2 separate regions of the Mus musculus genome follow, and region 1 is linked to region 2. A link is a loop called in an ENCODE intact Hi-C map of the cell type or tissue named here. Cell type or tissue: heart. All regions are shown on one strand. Links, peaks and the distances in the headings refer to the core of each region. The heading gives the core; the rest is flanking DNA.

Evidence for each region. Hi-C counts contacts between places; a loop is a spot of excess contacts. Peaks named below come from ENCODE experiments on the same cell type or tissue, not always from the same donor. Only the 100,000 strongest peaks of a DNase experiment are listed, where the experiment ranks them.
Region 1: it touches region 2 in a loop (2.5-fold over the local background); 3 of 42 quality-filtered maps call a loop at or near these places.

Annotation. Positions count from the first base shown.
Region 1 is chr4:150,027,157-150,034,899 of GRCm38, forward strand. It overlaps Gm13067 (a long non-coding RNA gene), which reads left to right and starts at 2,249. Exons shown (of 7, transcript XR_390962.2): 1 at 2,249-2,476; 2 at 2,685-2,742; 3 at 3,251-3,344; 4 at 4,915-7,743. In heart, for the core only: no CTCF peak of the experiment used is centred there; DNase peaks (open chromatin) are centred at 3,435, 3,605 and 4,135; H3K4me3 peaks cover 2,035 bases; H3K27ac peaks cover 651 bases; H3K27me3 peaks cover 1,854 bases.
Region 2 is chr4:150,235,776-150,243,518 of GRCm38, forward strand. It overlaps Eno1 (enolase 1, alpha non-neuron), which reads left to right and starts at 1,422. Exons shown (of 12, transcript NM_023119.2): 1 at 1,422-1,565; 2 at 3,698-3,791; 3 at 5,270-5,365; 4 at 6,347-6,405. The coding sequence starts at 3,707. In heart, for the core only: a CTCF peak has its summit at 4,538 (motif pointing left); DNase peaks (open chromatin) are centred at 3,906, 4,416 and 4,920; H3K4me3 peaks cover 2,028 bases; H3K27ac peaks cover 1,717 bases.

The DNA of each region.
Region 1 (7,743 bases), core at 2,114-4,613, 210 kb before region 2:
GGCTGCCTCGGACCCCTGTGTGCACATCCCTCCTCTCTTGCTGGCCTAGGCAAGTTTGTCTTCCTATCAAAGTGTAAGTTGATGGAATTGTTTTTGAGGAATAAAAGTGGGGAGGAGGAAGAGAAGGAGGAGGAGGAGGAGGAGGAAGAAGAAGAGGCAGAAAAGGAGATTGTGACCAGCACAGAGCACACGTCCAAAATGCCCGAGGAAGGACGCACGTCAGAGGTGGCTGAAAACTATCACCAGAAAGTTGAGTCAGGAGCACTGGCAGCTCGAACATGGTAAAGCAGAAGTGTGGGTAAGAGCCAGATGGCCTCAAGCCTGCCGCTAATACCTATGCGACACAAGCCTCTTTGTGCCTTAGTTTCCCTTTAGTGTCAAGATGTGCCCTGTGTTGTAGGAGTCAATACCAGAAGCACAAGAGAGGCCAGCATGTGGTTTCACCAGTGGGGTCACCATTGTCACTACCCTGGTGACAATGGTGAAGGGCTGCTCCATTTCGCTGCCATTGTTCTGAGGGGGAAAGAAATCATTGCAAGGTGCAGAGAGATACATTCTGGCCAGGCCAAGAGAGGTCTAACTGGGATCTGTGAGTGTCTCCTGGCTTGGGAAAAATGGTCTTCGCAGCTATAATTGAGATGAGGACCGAGAGGGGCTGGAGAGATGGCTCAGTGGTTAGAAGCACTTAATGATCTTGTAGAAGAACTGGGTTCTGTTCCGAGATCCTAGTTGGTGGCTCACAACTGCCTATAACCCAACATCCAGGGGATCCGATGTCCTCTTCTGACTTCTGGGAGTTCCTCGTGCATATGGTATACATAACTCATGCAAGGATGCACACATACACGCAAAAATGATAACTTTTAAATGAAAGACCTAGCAAAGGAATCTTGGGTTGAGGTAGCCTTGAACCTCTATTATAAAAGGAAAGGGGTGGGGACTCAGAAAGGAGAATATCACCCTCATATAGATAAGGCAGGAGGGCCCCAGAGTTGAAGAGAAGCTGGATCTACCTCAGTCTGCTCACAACTCCCAAGATAAGCTTTCCTGCCCACCCCTCCATTTAGACTTTGGCCCCTGGGTATGGGAGGATGTATGTGATGTATGCCTCCATGTTTGAGGTCAATCTTAGGGAAGCCTAAGGAATCCCATGTAGGTGGGCAACGTTGTGGGTTTCGCCCGTGGTGGACACTAAGGAAGCGCTGCTTTAGATCAGCATGTGTCTGCCCCTCAGTCATAGGGTGGATGCTTGAATCTTCTGCTTCCAGAGAGTTTGTGTTCTTGGCTTGGATTTGCATGTACCTGATCATATCATTTCCTGGGGTAATCTGTGTAGCACACATAAGAAGGAAGCATGCAAGGTCATCTGAGGTCACAGCCAGGGCAGGTCACTCACTCTCAGGGTCTGATGATGGGAGCAGCAAGAACCTTACAGGACCAAGGACCCCAAGTGACCTTGAGGGAGCCCTGGCAAGTCTTGGGTTTCCCACCCACCTAGGGGAAAGATTTGGCTATATACTTTCTGGGGTCTCTTCTGCTATGACATCTCAGGGGTCTCTGCAGCTCCCTTCCTCTCAGACAAGGAAGGGAAGCAGAGGAAGAGGAGGGTGTATCGTCTGGCCGTGGGTGGTCCTGGGCTGTGTCCGCCAGCAGAGTGCACGCTGTACGAACTGTGCAAGCTAGGAAGGTGGGCAAGGGTGCCCGTTGGCCATGGTGCACTGCAGTAGCATGGCTGTATCCCAGGCAGGACGCAGACTGCAGGCTGCAGAGGCGCCCCTCCTGGTCTCTTCCCTCAGGACTGAAGCGGACAGGACTCGGAGTTGGTGCAGTTGTTTCTACTGAGCAGGCTTTTTAAAGGGGGTGGGGGGAGTTATACTTTTCCTTCCCGAGTGTATGCATGTGTGTGCATGTGTGCACATGCACGTATGCAGACATCCACACATAATCACTTTCTCCTTCACTGTCCTTTCTCATACTCTTGAGTTTATAATAAATGTAAAACCTGAGAATACCTTCTTCCCCCTCACCCTCTGCCATCTCTCCGCGTGTCTGTTCTGAGCATTCCCCTGTGGATTAGAGCAGAATGAGCTATTTAACCATATCTGCATTTAAAGTGCATTTTCTCCTGGAACTTTCTCAATTAAATCCTTGCCTCAATCTTAGATGATATTGACTCACACGGAGGCAGGAGCACAAACTTCAGGAGCCAAAGACACCTCAGGGTAAAAGTGACACTTAGTGCCCTCCCTCCACATCTCTTGTGCACACGCGGTTTGAAATATTTTTTCTTTTTAGCGACAATACAAAAGCAGGTGCTTCCCGGACTGTCTGGTGGGCAGAGAGGAGCCGGCTTCTTTCCCCTCTGGGAGAAAGCACCGAGGGCCACCTGTCACTGTCACCTTTGCCTCTGGCTCTGAACACAAAGCTTCAGGAGTCCAAAGAGTCTTCCACCCTCCCTCCTCTTCATCATCTCCAGGTAAGCAAGTCTAGAAGGCAGAACAAAGCCCCAGACGGCTCTGGAGACGTGCCTACAGGAGTGGGCATCCTGCAGTATCAGGGATTTAAATTAAACTGGGGAGGGATGCTGGGGGTGGGTGGGGGGATGGGGAGAGACCAGCCCCGCCTGCAGCACGTTGTTCCCTGCACCCAGCTGACACTTTGATTTTTGGGTCCTGCCTCTCCAGCAGCAGTCTGCAACTTGCCAGCCATCCCAACCGTTCAGCAGCTGAGCAGGAGAGAGAGGTAACTTTCGGGCATGGGTGTGCTGTTGCTGGGTGCTAGTGACGTTTCCTGCCTAGGTAGTTACCTCTCATTCGGTTTTCAGAAAAGCTGTCTCCCCTGAGGCGCTGGAGTCCTCTCTCCCTGCACTTTGCAGAAACTCTGATTTCAATGAACTCCATCTACCCAGGCTCTTTCCTGCATGGCTTGCCAGCCTAGCAGCATAGCGAAAGCTGAGTCAGTTGCTCGCGGGAGTCAATTTAAAAATAATTTAAAATGCTATTTAAATTCTTTGGGGTGAAAAAGCGGGGGGTGTTCTTTCTCGTGTGGGTTTCACGTGTGTGCATCTTGTGTTTTAATTAGCTGTAGAAAATTTAAGTTTGTGGAGGAAATCACGATGGGGGTGTATGATTAAAAAAAAAAAAAAAAAAAAAAAAAAAACTACTCCATTGCAGTCTCCGCTGCAGTCCCAGCAACCTGGTTTAACTGCGGAGGCTCTCGGTACAGTCTCCTCTCTCTTTACCCTTGCCAGAGTCTGGGAGTCTGATCCCCACCTGCAGGGCCTCTCCAAGCTTCCCCTCCACGGCCTCGTCTCCTTACCCACCCACCCTCTGCATAGGACCCGGGTAAGTAAGCTGATGTCGGGGACAGCTGGGGTTTGAAGGAGAATTTGGACACTGCAGCTTTAAGAATGCCAGTGCCGTACTGCGAAATCTTTCTCCTTCAAGTGACTGCAGAACCTCCGCCGTGGCTGCAGTGGGAGGAGGTGGCTGGAGGTGGGGTGGAGGGAGAAAAGGGGTGCCCACTCCCGGGTGGGTCAGCTCGTTGGGTACCTTGACCTGAGATGCTCTCGGCCCCAGGCGAACCCGAAACACAATTGGGGCGCACTTTCTCCGTTAGTTTCTTTCTCACGCGCTGGGGGCGGAGACCCTGCGGACTTCCTGATGAGTTTGGGCTCAGTCCTGCCTGGGTGCATGTCATCTGCTGCCTTGCACATGTGGCTCGCTGGCTCTTTAAGCCCTGTGCACTGGAGCTGGAGAAGGCTGGTCTGAGCTGTGGCGATCTTCAGCAGGGCTTGCACCCTGGGGATGCGGAGGCAGCTCCATGGCCTTGTTCCCGGGCCATGCCCAGGGTACAGCTGAATTTCCCTGAATTTACTGAGAGGAGCGCGGGAGGGGAACTCAGTCGAGATGACTTGCTCTTCCTGGGACAGAGGTTTCTGTGTAAAAGAAAGGATGAAACCCCTTTGGCTGGCAAAAAGTGCTGACTGGCCCGCGCTGTGGAGTGGGGGAGGGGCCCCCCTGAAGAGCTCCCCTAGATAGAGTCACCTGCACAGAAAATGGGTAGAAATGCACTCTGGCTATGGATTCTTTCTGGGCAAGGTCCAAGCACCCTGAGGCACCTGAGCTGTGTCTCTGTTACCCAGACTTCTGTGTGCCCAGTCAGAGCACCACCCCAATGCCGTGGAGCCAGCTGGCTTAGTTCCAGGCTAGTACTGCTGGCGTGGCATCCCAGACGCACAGTACTTGGGTCCAGGTCTGCATTGGGGGGTGATGTCACAAAGGGCCAACCGGTAACATCTGTCTGGCACCGAACATCTGTCTGGCACTGAAGGACTCCGTTCCTTGTGATTCCTCTTTTGACCAGAGGGAGAGAGAGAAAAAAAAAATCCTCGGTCTCATAAAACTTCAGTTCAAAAGCTATGCAGCAAACCTCTCAAATATAAATTCCCCGGGCAGCCTCTGAAACAGCAATCCGTGTTAACTGCTGAGCTGATAGAGGGAAGTGACCTCCACGGGTGCCTGTGGGGTGTTCTGGGTCTGCACTCCCCAGGGGGCTGCTGCTGCCGGGCACCCAGCTCACACAGCACACTACGATCTTCAGGGAAATGTGCACCTCTAGATAAATATTTTATGGGGTGTTGGACCGCATACTTACCTCACCTGGAAAAGCACCAGGGGTTGAACGTAAACCCCCTATGGGCTTTGCACACACACCTCTTTATCCCTGCTGACCAGACTGCCCTTAGCTCATTTTGCAAAATGCATTCCCTGTATATCCAAAACTGTCTTTGATTAATCAACAACTTTAATTTTGGGGTACAATTGTTTTTGAGCCAGCCCAGTGTACCTGAACATGTCATTAGAATCCCCAACACATGAGTTTTGTCTTTTTTTTTTTTTTTTTTTTTTTTAGATCATTGTCCCATGGTGCCTAAGATGGACCTGACTTGGACATCACTAGGCCTGATTCTAGCTCGCCCCAGCTCTGCCCCACAAGCCCAGAAGCTACTAGGGCGTGTCATCTGGCTCTGGACTGACCATTCTCCCCCATCCCTGAGATGGACATCTCTGTGACCTCCCCAACCTGGGGGAGGACAAAAGAATGAGGCAGGTGTGCCTAGGCAAAAGGTTCTCCAGTCTGTCCCTCCCGAGGCAGGGATGACAAACCAGTACTATGGGTAATTAGCCAAGGGAGAAGCCTGCAAGTATCAGCTGCAGAGCAAATGCCATCAGGGGTCCACTGGCCACCTAAAGGGACATCAGATGGTACAGGAAGTTCTGAGAGGAAGCAGGTGCCCAGCATTCTCATACTGCTAAGGCTTGTCAAAGTAATAGTTCATACTGCCAGTGTGAAATGAACAATAGGCCAGACACCTAGCTTCCCTAAGCATCTCACTGCAAGAGATTCTTGCCTTAGACGGGCATTGTCAGGGCCAAAGTGACCACACCAACTTGGTTTGAGGGGATGATATGGCAAGCTAGCACAGCGGCTTCAGAGAGAAACAGGGATGGGGACTGCTGGACCTTAGCATCCTTAGACACCTTTATCTCTCAGTAGCAGGACAGGGAGCCGCTGCTGAGAGGGCAGATGGGTTGGGAGAGCTCGAGTCTCCAAGGTGTCTCAGACAGAAAATCCAGGGCAGGTGGTGGTAACCTCCACATCTTCCAGTGACCCCTACAAGATTCAGCCGGGCTTGGGGGATGCCTCAAATCTCGTGCATGGCCTTGTGCTTCACCCCGAGTTCTAGGTGGAGACTTACATGACTCTGAGTAGACCATAGACCTAGAAAGCTCTCTCTCTCTCTCTCTCTCTCTCTCTCTCTCTCTCTCCATCATCCAGAGTGCTCAGAGTAGTGAATTATAGTACAGCAACGCTAATGAGGGGAAATGAGGCTAGCACAGTTTCCCTGAATCAGAAGGGGGGTGCAGTAAGATGCTGAAGCCTGTATGCTCTGGTCCCAGGGCAGAGGGAGCCATCCATCCTGTGCACTGGCTCCTGGGACGCCTCAACTGCACCAGCGCTGACTCAGGGTCCTTTTCTCCAGCTCTTCTACCCTAGCCTTGGCCAGCCAAGCCCTTGAAGCTAGATTCTCTCAGGCTCCTTGCGCAGGGGCAGTTGGAGCCCAGACTGCTGCAGGCCCTCCTCCCCCCACCCCCGCCCTCCCCTCCTGGGCCAAGTCAGCAGTGCTGACGGCTGCGGGGCTGCAGCAGCGGCGGCGATGCAGAGACCCTGCACCACTGCTCAGGGCGGGCGCAGTGCTCTGCCCGCACCCGCGTCCCGACGGCCACCTCCTGGTGGCTGCGCGTAGCCCGCGCCGGGTAGACCCGACCGGACGGCGGCGCTGATTGGTGCAGCGAGTGAGTCCCTGGCTTTATTTAGACCACCTTTTCTGGAAGACAATACTTCACTGGAGTCGAGGGCTGGGGGCAGGAGGCAACCCTCCCCGGCGACTGGAGGATGATAAATGAGCAGTTCTGCGCCTGGTGGCTGTTAACTCCAGTGGCGTTGCGCATCCTCGGACCGACCATTTCCACAGCTGCTCTGAGACTGCACACCCAAGTGTGGGGCATGCTTTGAGGAAACTCCAGTGGAGAACAAGACAGACCCTCAGAAGGGTTAGGAGGGCTTGGGACCAGACCGGAGAACCTGTGTCCGGGCACCAGCTTTGGATCTTCCGCTCTGAGACTGCAGCTTGGAAGACAAGGCTGCCTTCTTGTTTCGGGGTAAGGATGGGGTTTCCAACTCAGGCATCTGATAGGTGAGAGGCAGGGACCTACTGGGATCCTATTCTTGAATGTTCTCCTTTGGCATTTCTGGGGCAGTCTGTGACAAGAACGGCTTGGAAGTGGTGGGGAGAGGTTCGTGCGCCCCGCAGCGTGTAGTCCATTGGCAGAAGGTTGAAGTTGGATGTGATGTCCAGCTTCCTCTGCAGAGGGAAAGCAATCCAGTGAATGTGGGTGGGGTCCATAGCTGCTGGTGGCCCTCTTGGGTGAAGAAATGGGTTTTCGTGGCAGGAAGCAAGGCCTGGAAACAGAGAGGGAAGCCTCGGGGGTCCAGGAAGCATCCTCTCCCCCGTTGTTGGTAGGGAAAGACTTTATTCAGGCAATAGCTTGAAATTGTCACCCAGGAGCCCGTTCCTGGTCTCCCGGGCAAAGTGGGAAGTCACAGCATGCTGCACACCCTCGAGCTGACTGTTGTAGGCTTGCTCACAGTTGTGAGACACTCCAGAGGCTGGGGCTGCTCACTGTTCCGGACCCTGAACTTCATGCTGGAAAACATATTGTCCCCATGCCCGCATTTTCCTGCTTTGGGTTGAGGGTCTTCTCCTCACAGGTCGCCCTTGAGGCCTGCATTGTGCTGGGAAGAGGGAGGAGGGAAGTTGGCGAGAAGATACTGAGATAGCCAGAGTAACGGGGCCAGCAGACCCTGGTGTTTCTGTGCTGATGTAATCAGTTTTAGGAACTGTTTAGGCCTGTGGCTGTCCCAGAACTGACACCGGGAACTCTCTTGTTCAGCCCAGGACAGGACAGCATTGCGGCTGTGTCTCCCTGCCAAGGACGCAGGGTGAGGTGGCTCTCCAGAAGTGCTTCACCCTTCAGGCAGAACCAAGTGGTCACTCCAGGGACTCGGGTACAAGGGAGAGTTGACAGCTACCAGAGTTTGGCCTCCATCTGGCAATTGCATGCTGATTGAGGTTACCCTGTGAAGAGGCAGCGCCCAGACTCTGGAAGTCAGGCAAAG
Region 2 (7,743 bases), core at 3,206-5,705:
AGATAGGGTTTTGTTTGTCTGTCTTATTTTAAAATATTGTTTGGTTTTGGGTTTGTTTGTTTGGTTTTTTTTGGACAGGGTTTCTCCTTGTAACTTATCTGTTCAGGAACTAGCTCTGTAGATTAAAGGCTCACATTAGCACTGACTGGCTAGCTATCATCACTTTTATTTTTTCTCTTTTCTTCATTTCTTTCTTTTTCTCTTTTCTTTTCTTTTCTTTCTTTCTTTCTTTCTTTCTTTCTTTCTTTCTCTTTCTTTTTTTTTTTTTTTTGACAAGGTCTCATCACTATGCCCCATCTGAATTAGAATTCACTATGTAGACCAGGCAGGCCTTGAACTCAGAAATCCGCCTGCCTCTGCCTACCCACAGCTGTGGTTAAACACCAGCTTTATTTTCTTCATCAGAAGGGTGAAATGGCTCCACCCTGCGCTTCCGGACGTTTGTCACATCATTGTGGAATATTACTAGTCTAGACTTTTGAGAAATGCGTCGGGACGACTTGAGTATGAGTCTCAAGAACTGGTAGGTCAAGAACATCGAGGCCACAAGCAGGGGAAAGAAGTATTAGATCTTTAAACAAAGGAACATTAACATGGATGAAGAATAAATCCACACTGAGCTAGTACACCAGAGAAGTAAGGAAAGTTCTAAAGTAGGGTGGAGTGGCTGGGTGGGTGTAGCACAAAGGTACTGCCTTATTAGCGTGAGCTGGACAGTAGGATTCGGTACCCTCCACACAGTAACAAATGATTAGGTAATATTAAGGGAAAGGTCACTTTCCCTTGGCTACCTCGGCCTGAGACTCACTACAGCAAGGACAAAAGGACGGGGTCACCTTGGCAGATGGCACCAGAGAGCCAGGACCAGCGGCGAGGGCGCTCAGTGCGCAGGCGCAGTATCCATGCATTTCCCCCTCATCCCCCCCACCCCCACCCAATTCCACGCGGGAGTGAGGCCCTCTGGCCGCGCATCAACGTTTCCACACCGCCGGGGGCTCCAGAACCTCCCGGTGGGGGGTTGGCCGGCTGGAGGGCCGAGCCGCGAAGGTCATCAGCAAGGTCGTGGGCCGGACGTGTGGCGCCGCAGCCACGCCGAGTGCGTGTGAGACTCGGAGTACGTGCGGCGGGCTCAAGCCCTCATGCCCGCCGCGCAGCCCAGCCCCGCCCCGCCCCGCATCCGGGCTCCGTAGACCCTCGGCCGGGCCCCAGGTTCCCAGCCGGAGGCTCGCCAGGCATTCCAGCTATGCCCCAAGCAGGCTAGGCCCAGAAAGGCAGGACAACCCCCGCCCCCGTGCCCTCGCCCCTAGTCTGGGCAGGCCGAGCGGCCGCCTCGGTCACGCTCTTCTATTGGAGTGATGGCACGCTGAGCCAATGGGGAGGCGGCGCGGAGGGAGGGCGGGCCCGAAAGGGGAGAACTGGGCGGGGCTTAACGAGCAGGAAAGGAAGACAGAGTGGGAGGCGCTTAGTGCTGCTCCGGTACAGGGTCGCGCTCGCGTCTGTCCTTAAGGCTCTCCTCGGTGTCCACGGCACCCTCTTTCCTTGCTTTGCAGCGATCCTACTGCCAGGTATGGTCCTTGTCTCCACCGGGGTCAGCTCTCCTACTAGCTTCGCTTGGGGACCCGGTGGGCACGTGCACCCACTAGCCTGGGCGGGAGCCGCTATCCGGGGAGCACTCGGGTCAGCCTCGTGGAAGGACGCAGGCTCTTGGAGGGTGGAGGTGTGAGCCCCACCAGTGATCACCGAGTTTCAGGGTTGCAATGTAACCGGGTTCCCAAGCAGACAACAGCAAATGCAGACCACGGATGATCGCGGCCGTGGAGAATAGAAAAGTACTTTCTGTGTAGTTAAGTGGAAGGTTTCAGAGGGAGGGAGAGCAACTTAAACCCCCGATGCTCATTAAATCCTTTCTCAGAATGGAAGGGCCAGAAATAAGGATGCCCAAGAGGCAGAGCGCCACACCCTAGTAGATCCTGCTGGGGCTGTAGCTCCTGGACCGCAATCGAGCGTCACTGGGCGGGAGTGGTCCAGCCCATCTCTGCTGTGGAATATTCCTGACCTGTGAGTGTCGGTTAGGTACTAAGAGTAGAGGAAATTGCAGCAGTCCCGTTGGATAATTGGGAAGCCCTCAGGAGACCTCGACGCAATTAGGCAAGAGCTACAGGTTTCCTGGGTGGCTACTAGCCGGCCGTGAACTGACTTAAGATGCATTTAAGAAAACTTCCTGTTCGTTCTGGCCTAGGCAGTGTGGTTCCTTGGCTGACTCGCTTTCGGGATAGACCACAGCTAGTCTGCTGATTAGCCTGACCGATAGGTCCACTTTTCTGCCCTTGGTCTGGCGTTCAATCCAGATAAAGACAGAGTGGGTGAGATTTTCTTCCTTTGGTTAAATACGTTTGCTGCCTAGCCTAAAGATCCAAGCTAGATAAAAAGGGTGGAGGGAGGGATCAACTCCTACAAGTTGTAAGGTCTTTGCAGAGCAAAGTGTGGCACGTGGGTGCTCCTCCGCCCCCATAAAGGAACCAGCCATGGAGATGCACACATGAAAGTGTAGCGCTAGGGATGCTGAGGCTGGAGGATCACTGAGTTCTGGTCAGTCTGGCATTCATAGAATCGGGCGAGTAAGAGAGAAGACAAAAGAGTATGGTTGAGGAATAGTAAGGTTTTGTAACATGGTAGGTAAAAAGTAGATACTTTATTCTTGGTGAGTGTACAAAGATCCTTTGTCTTAGAGAAGACAAAACCACAGAAGTAACTTCTGTGGAAAAAAAAGCTGCCTTTGCTTCAGTGCTTGCCACAAAAGATGTGAGGAACCTAGTTAGATAATAATAGCCTCTGAATGCTGTATTGTCTTCATGTCTCATCCAGTTTAGCTACAGAATCTATTTGGTTTCTTTCTTGGAAAGCCTGCTGGGGAAGAAGTAAGAAAGGGACTTGCAGTTTGTTGCCAAATATCCTCTTCCTCTCAGGATGTTTTTCTAATTAAACATCTACTTTGAATACCTTTTAAAAGCGAGACAAGGTGCCCTTTTGAAATGTACTAACCAGAAGTCCTAGCTCTTGCCTAAATATGGCGGAGATTGAACCCAGGACCTCCCACGTGCTAGCCAGCATGGCCACCAGGCCAAGAATGGCAGGATCATTGACCACAGGCCAAGGAGTTTGGGGTTCTGGCCTCCTGCCTCACACTTTCTTACTGGTTATCAAATCTGTGTCAGCTGAATATTCTGCTCTTGTCATGGGTGCAATTTGATGAATTAGGGTTTCTCTTTTTCCCACAATTAAACTGCTTTGAAATGTCACATTTCCCTCTGGTCTCCAGGTCAGTTTAACCTCTGACCTTCCTTCACTGTTGCTTCCCACTTCCTTCTCTGTGGAGCCAGAACACTGTTCTATGCAGTCAGAGGATTTAATTTGCCCACAGTACAGGTAGCTTCTGAGGGCTTTCTGTAGGAGTGGTTTATTTCATTGTGCCATGTTGACCTCAAGCTTGGCGGGAAGTCCAAGCCACCGACCTGCTGTGTAAGGAGTAGTCCTCGCTCCCCAAACCCTCACTGATGAGTGACTTTCCTGTATGTTACCTAACGCATAGCCCATTTGGTACCTGTCAAGTCCAGGACCCCTCAGAGGTGATGGCCTTGGAATGAATTAACCTCTGTGTCACTGTTTATTGGTGATATGAATGTTTTTCCTCCTACAGAAATTCGCCATGTCTATTCTCAGGATCCACGCCAGAGAGATCTTTGACTCCCGTGGGAATCCCACTGTTGAGGTCGATCTGTACACCGCAAAAGGTACATGCACCCACTCTGTTTCTTGGTTTCTTCTCACTGAGAATGGGGTCAGGGTGGCAAGGCAGAGTCCCTCTGTCTGATCCTTCCACGCACTGAGATTACAGGCATCTGCCACCATGCCTTGTTTCTTGGTATTTAAGACAGGATGTGGGTTGGGTTCACTGGGACGGGGAAGTAAGGGAGGGCAAGTTCCAAATTCACACCACAGCGTTGTAAAAAAAAAAACTTACATTAAGAAATTGTCTGGGTGTGGTGGCTAAAGCTTTTAATCTCAGCACTTGTGCCTGCTGCAAGGGGGAGAACTTTTTGAGACTAGCCTGGGCTACACAGCAAGGCCTAAATTGCTCTACTAAAAAAAAAAAAAAAAAAACTCAAGCCCAACCTGTGCTAATTTCAGCATCTGCATTCAGAGGTGCGTGTAGTGGGTGCAATAGGAAAGAGACCCGAGGAAGATGTGGCAATGGACCCGAAGAGCTCTGAGGGCCTGCCAGTCTGAGCTGAGTCATTGTGTGACTCAGAATTCAAGCACCAGAGCGCAGCCCTACCTACCCATTGTCCCATCCCCCAGGAAATGAAGGCTCCTCAAATCATCAGGGAGAGCCTGCCTGTGCACTGCCGCCTTTGTCTTTGCTAGGGCTTCTCTGCTGTGACCCGGTGAATACCAAGAATGCTAGGTGGCATCAGGTGTCAGATAACAAGGGATAGCTCCACCTACTGGTGACATTGTACATGACATAAGGTTTCTTAGCAAGGGATGGCTCCACCTACTGGTGCAGCTTTATGCTTAAAGACAAGATGGAAGGGCATCTCACTGTAGCCCTTTTTAAAGACTTTAATTTTTTAATTTAATTTCTTAAGACTTTAGTCTTAATGCTTTCACCTGCCAGTTAAGAGCAGTATTTACAATAATTAGTATATTTTGCATAAGACCTCCTGTGTTTGTAGCCCACACTGGTCTCAAATCCTCTTTCTTGGGTGCTGAGATTAGAGCTGTGGGCCCCACTATTGGCCTAAGTCTCTGTGAGTGCAGGGGTGGGGGGGGGTGATTCAGATAGGAAATGCCTGCTGTTCAGACATGAGGCTCAGGGTCCAATCCCCAGTAGCCACATAAAAACCCAGGCCTAGCAGCAGCACTGGAGGGACAGGATGTCAGCTAATGCTGCCAAATTGGTAAACCCCAGGCTCAATGAAACCTTGAGTCAACGCCTGGCTTCCACACCTTGTCTTAGATTGAAGTGAGTGAGATTTTTATGTATTGTCTAAATGTTCCTGAGGGTTGAACTCTGCACACAGTGCAGATAGTACTGGGGTGGGGGGATACTTGATTTTTTTTTTTTTTTTTTTTTTTTTTTTTTAAAGAAGAGTCTTGCTTTGGTCCCCTTTGGCCTCAGACTCAGATCCTGCTGCCTCAGCCTCCGGTGTTTTGGGATTACAGGCATGTGCCATGCCCAGTGCTGAATTTCGCACCTCTATTCCAGGTCTCTTCCGAGCTGCGGTGCCCAGCGGTGCGTCCACTGGCATCTACGAGGCCCTAGAACTCCGAGACAATGATAAGACCCGCTTCATGGGGAAGGGTAAGGATGGGAACCCAGTCACACCCTCACTCGCCAGCCCCTCTTGCGTTCCCCAGGCATTCTCACCTGTAGCACTCCTCACATAGGAAAGGCAGCAGGGTAGCCTACCAACACCCACCTTCCTAAGCCTGGAAACCTGGCATGGAAGTCCTAGGAGACTGGTTGCTGATCTGCTAATATCACTTCCTCCCAGAAGGGTCTGATGCGTGCCATCAGTGGGGACATGTAGACAGTTCTGTTGGCTTTTCTGGTGCCCACTCGACAGGGTCAGCCTGGGCAAATCAGCTCCCACATCTCTGGTGTGGAGTCTGCCTGTCCTAGGTGCAGCAGTCAGCACACTGCCTTTTTCCCTGATAGAGTATTAGCCCTGCATGCTGTCTGGTCTTTCTAAAGAAAGACTGTTACTGTAACCAATAGTGGCGAGGGCAGCAACTGGGGAAAGCCTCCAAAGACAGGGAAGGTTGTGTCAGAGGGGGGTCTCAGGGCTAAGGAGCCAGCCAGGGTGAGGAGAAGCCTGACTTCTCGAGTGCTCCTGCCTCTTCTTTCCTCACTCTTTCCTCTGTGTCCTCTGAAGCCTGTTCTCTCCTGAGTCTCTTCTTCCTTCTCTATTCACCTCTAATGGGCAGGCGTCTCCAGACCCGTTAAGTATGTTAATGAGTTCCTGGCACCAGCCTTGTGCACTCAGGTAACACCCCAGGCATCCGAGTGTGCAGCTGGTCTGCCTGGTGCATGGTCTTGAACTAACACCCCTCAAAGCACCCTGGGCTGATGGCTCTTGTGTGGCTCTAACCCCCTGGGGTGCTAGGGAAGAGCACTCAGATTGGGCCAGAAAGCCCCATTGTGGGGGAAGTGGGTAGGGCTCTAACGAGATGCTGTGGAGGCTCTTTGGGCTTCTGGGCCCATGACTTCCAGTGCTCCAGCAAGGCTGCTCAAGCCTGTGTACTGTAACTGTGTAAGTAATTTCATGATTGTTCCTTCTAGGTGTCTCACAGGCTGTTGAGCACATCAATAAAACTATTGCGCCTGCTCTGGTTAGCAAGGTAGGACCCATCTCCTGGTAACTACTCTGTATCCATGCCACCAGAGCAAGGACCAGGCCTCTCCTGTTCACAGAATAGCTTACTCTGAGAGCTTTGGAAGCTGGCAGGATTCCTTCTTGCATGAGTCTAACCTGCCTGCTGCCAGTGTGTGCCTTTGCTTCTGAAAGCACCTGAAACTGGACCAGACTGGGCGGGGTAGGGGAGGGGACGCTCGACATGTTTCCTGCTGCTCTCTTGACCTTTTGGGGCTCATGGTCCAGATTTTAATATCAGCTTTGTATGTCATGTGGGATGGCTGCATATGGACTTGGAAATTTGTTGTGCTTTTGGGGTGGGGTTGGCTTTGTTGCAGACTGTGGGGCTGGGGTAATGCTCAGGTGGCAGGAGTGTGTAGATGCTTACTGCAGACTATAGTCCCAAACACTGCATAAAGTAGGGGCCTGCAGTTCTAGTATTAGGAGATAGGCAGAACTCTACCCCAGCCCCATCTTATTTGATGTATACATACTGTGTGTAAACCCCTGAATTCAACACTTTCCCTCATCTCAAAAAAAAAAAAAATCATTTGAGGCTGGAAGAAAAGCTCAGTAGAATGGCACCTGCTGCTCTTCCAGAGGATCTGAGTTGAGCTTGCTCCTAGCACCAGTGTCAGGTGGCGACCTGCTCCAGGCCTTAGGCAGACCGCAGTAAGTCTGCCGTAAAGGAAATGAACCCACAGCTTTGGCTAGGATAGTGAGCCTTTGTGGTTCTTTTCAAGTCACTTCTTAGAGGGAACCACTGGCCATCCATCCTTCCTGTTTGCTAACATCTAGTTCCTCCCTCTTGAATTCACAAAGTCACCCTGTACCATCCAGTTATTTTGTCCCCAACGAGCCTGTGCAATGCTGTGATTGGTTCTTTTTGTCTAGTCTCCAGACAGTTGCTCATTACAACTGTCTGCGCCCTCTCCTCCAGTCTCCTGGGCACCTCCTAGGCCTTCCTCAATCACACTTGGGGAGGCTTAGCCTCTGGGAACTTTCTGCTTGGGCAAATGTTTGCCTTCTTCTGCAATTCCTTGTTAAACAAAACAGCAAGACCATCACTCACACGGCACGGTGGCGATCTAGATTCTTTTACATAGTGACTTATGAGTATAAAGTGACAGAATGGACACTTGCATGTATACTTATGGGCCGCATGCGTGTCTGGTGGCTGTGGTAGCCAGGAAAGAGCATCGGCTCCTCTGCATAGCAGCAAGTGCTAACATCTGAGCCATCTCCAGCACCCACGCATGCTGTGTGATATAGACAGTCGAGGTTATTGCTTCATACACTCCCCAAATAGCCATGTTAATCAATT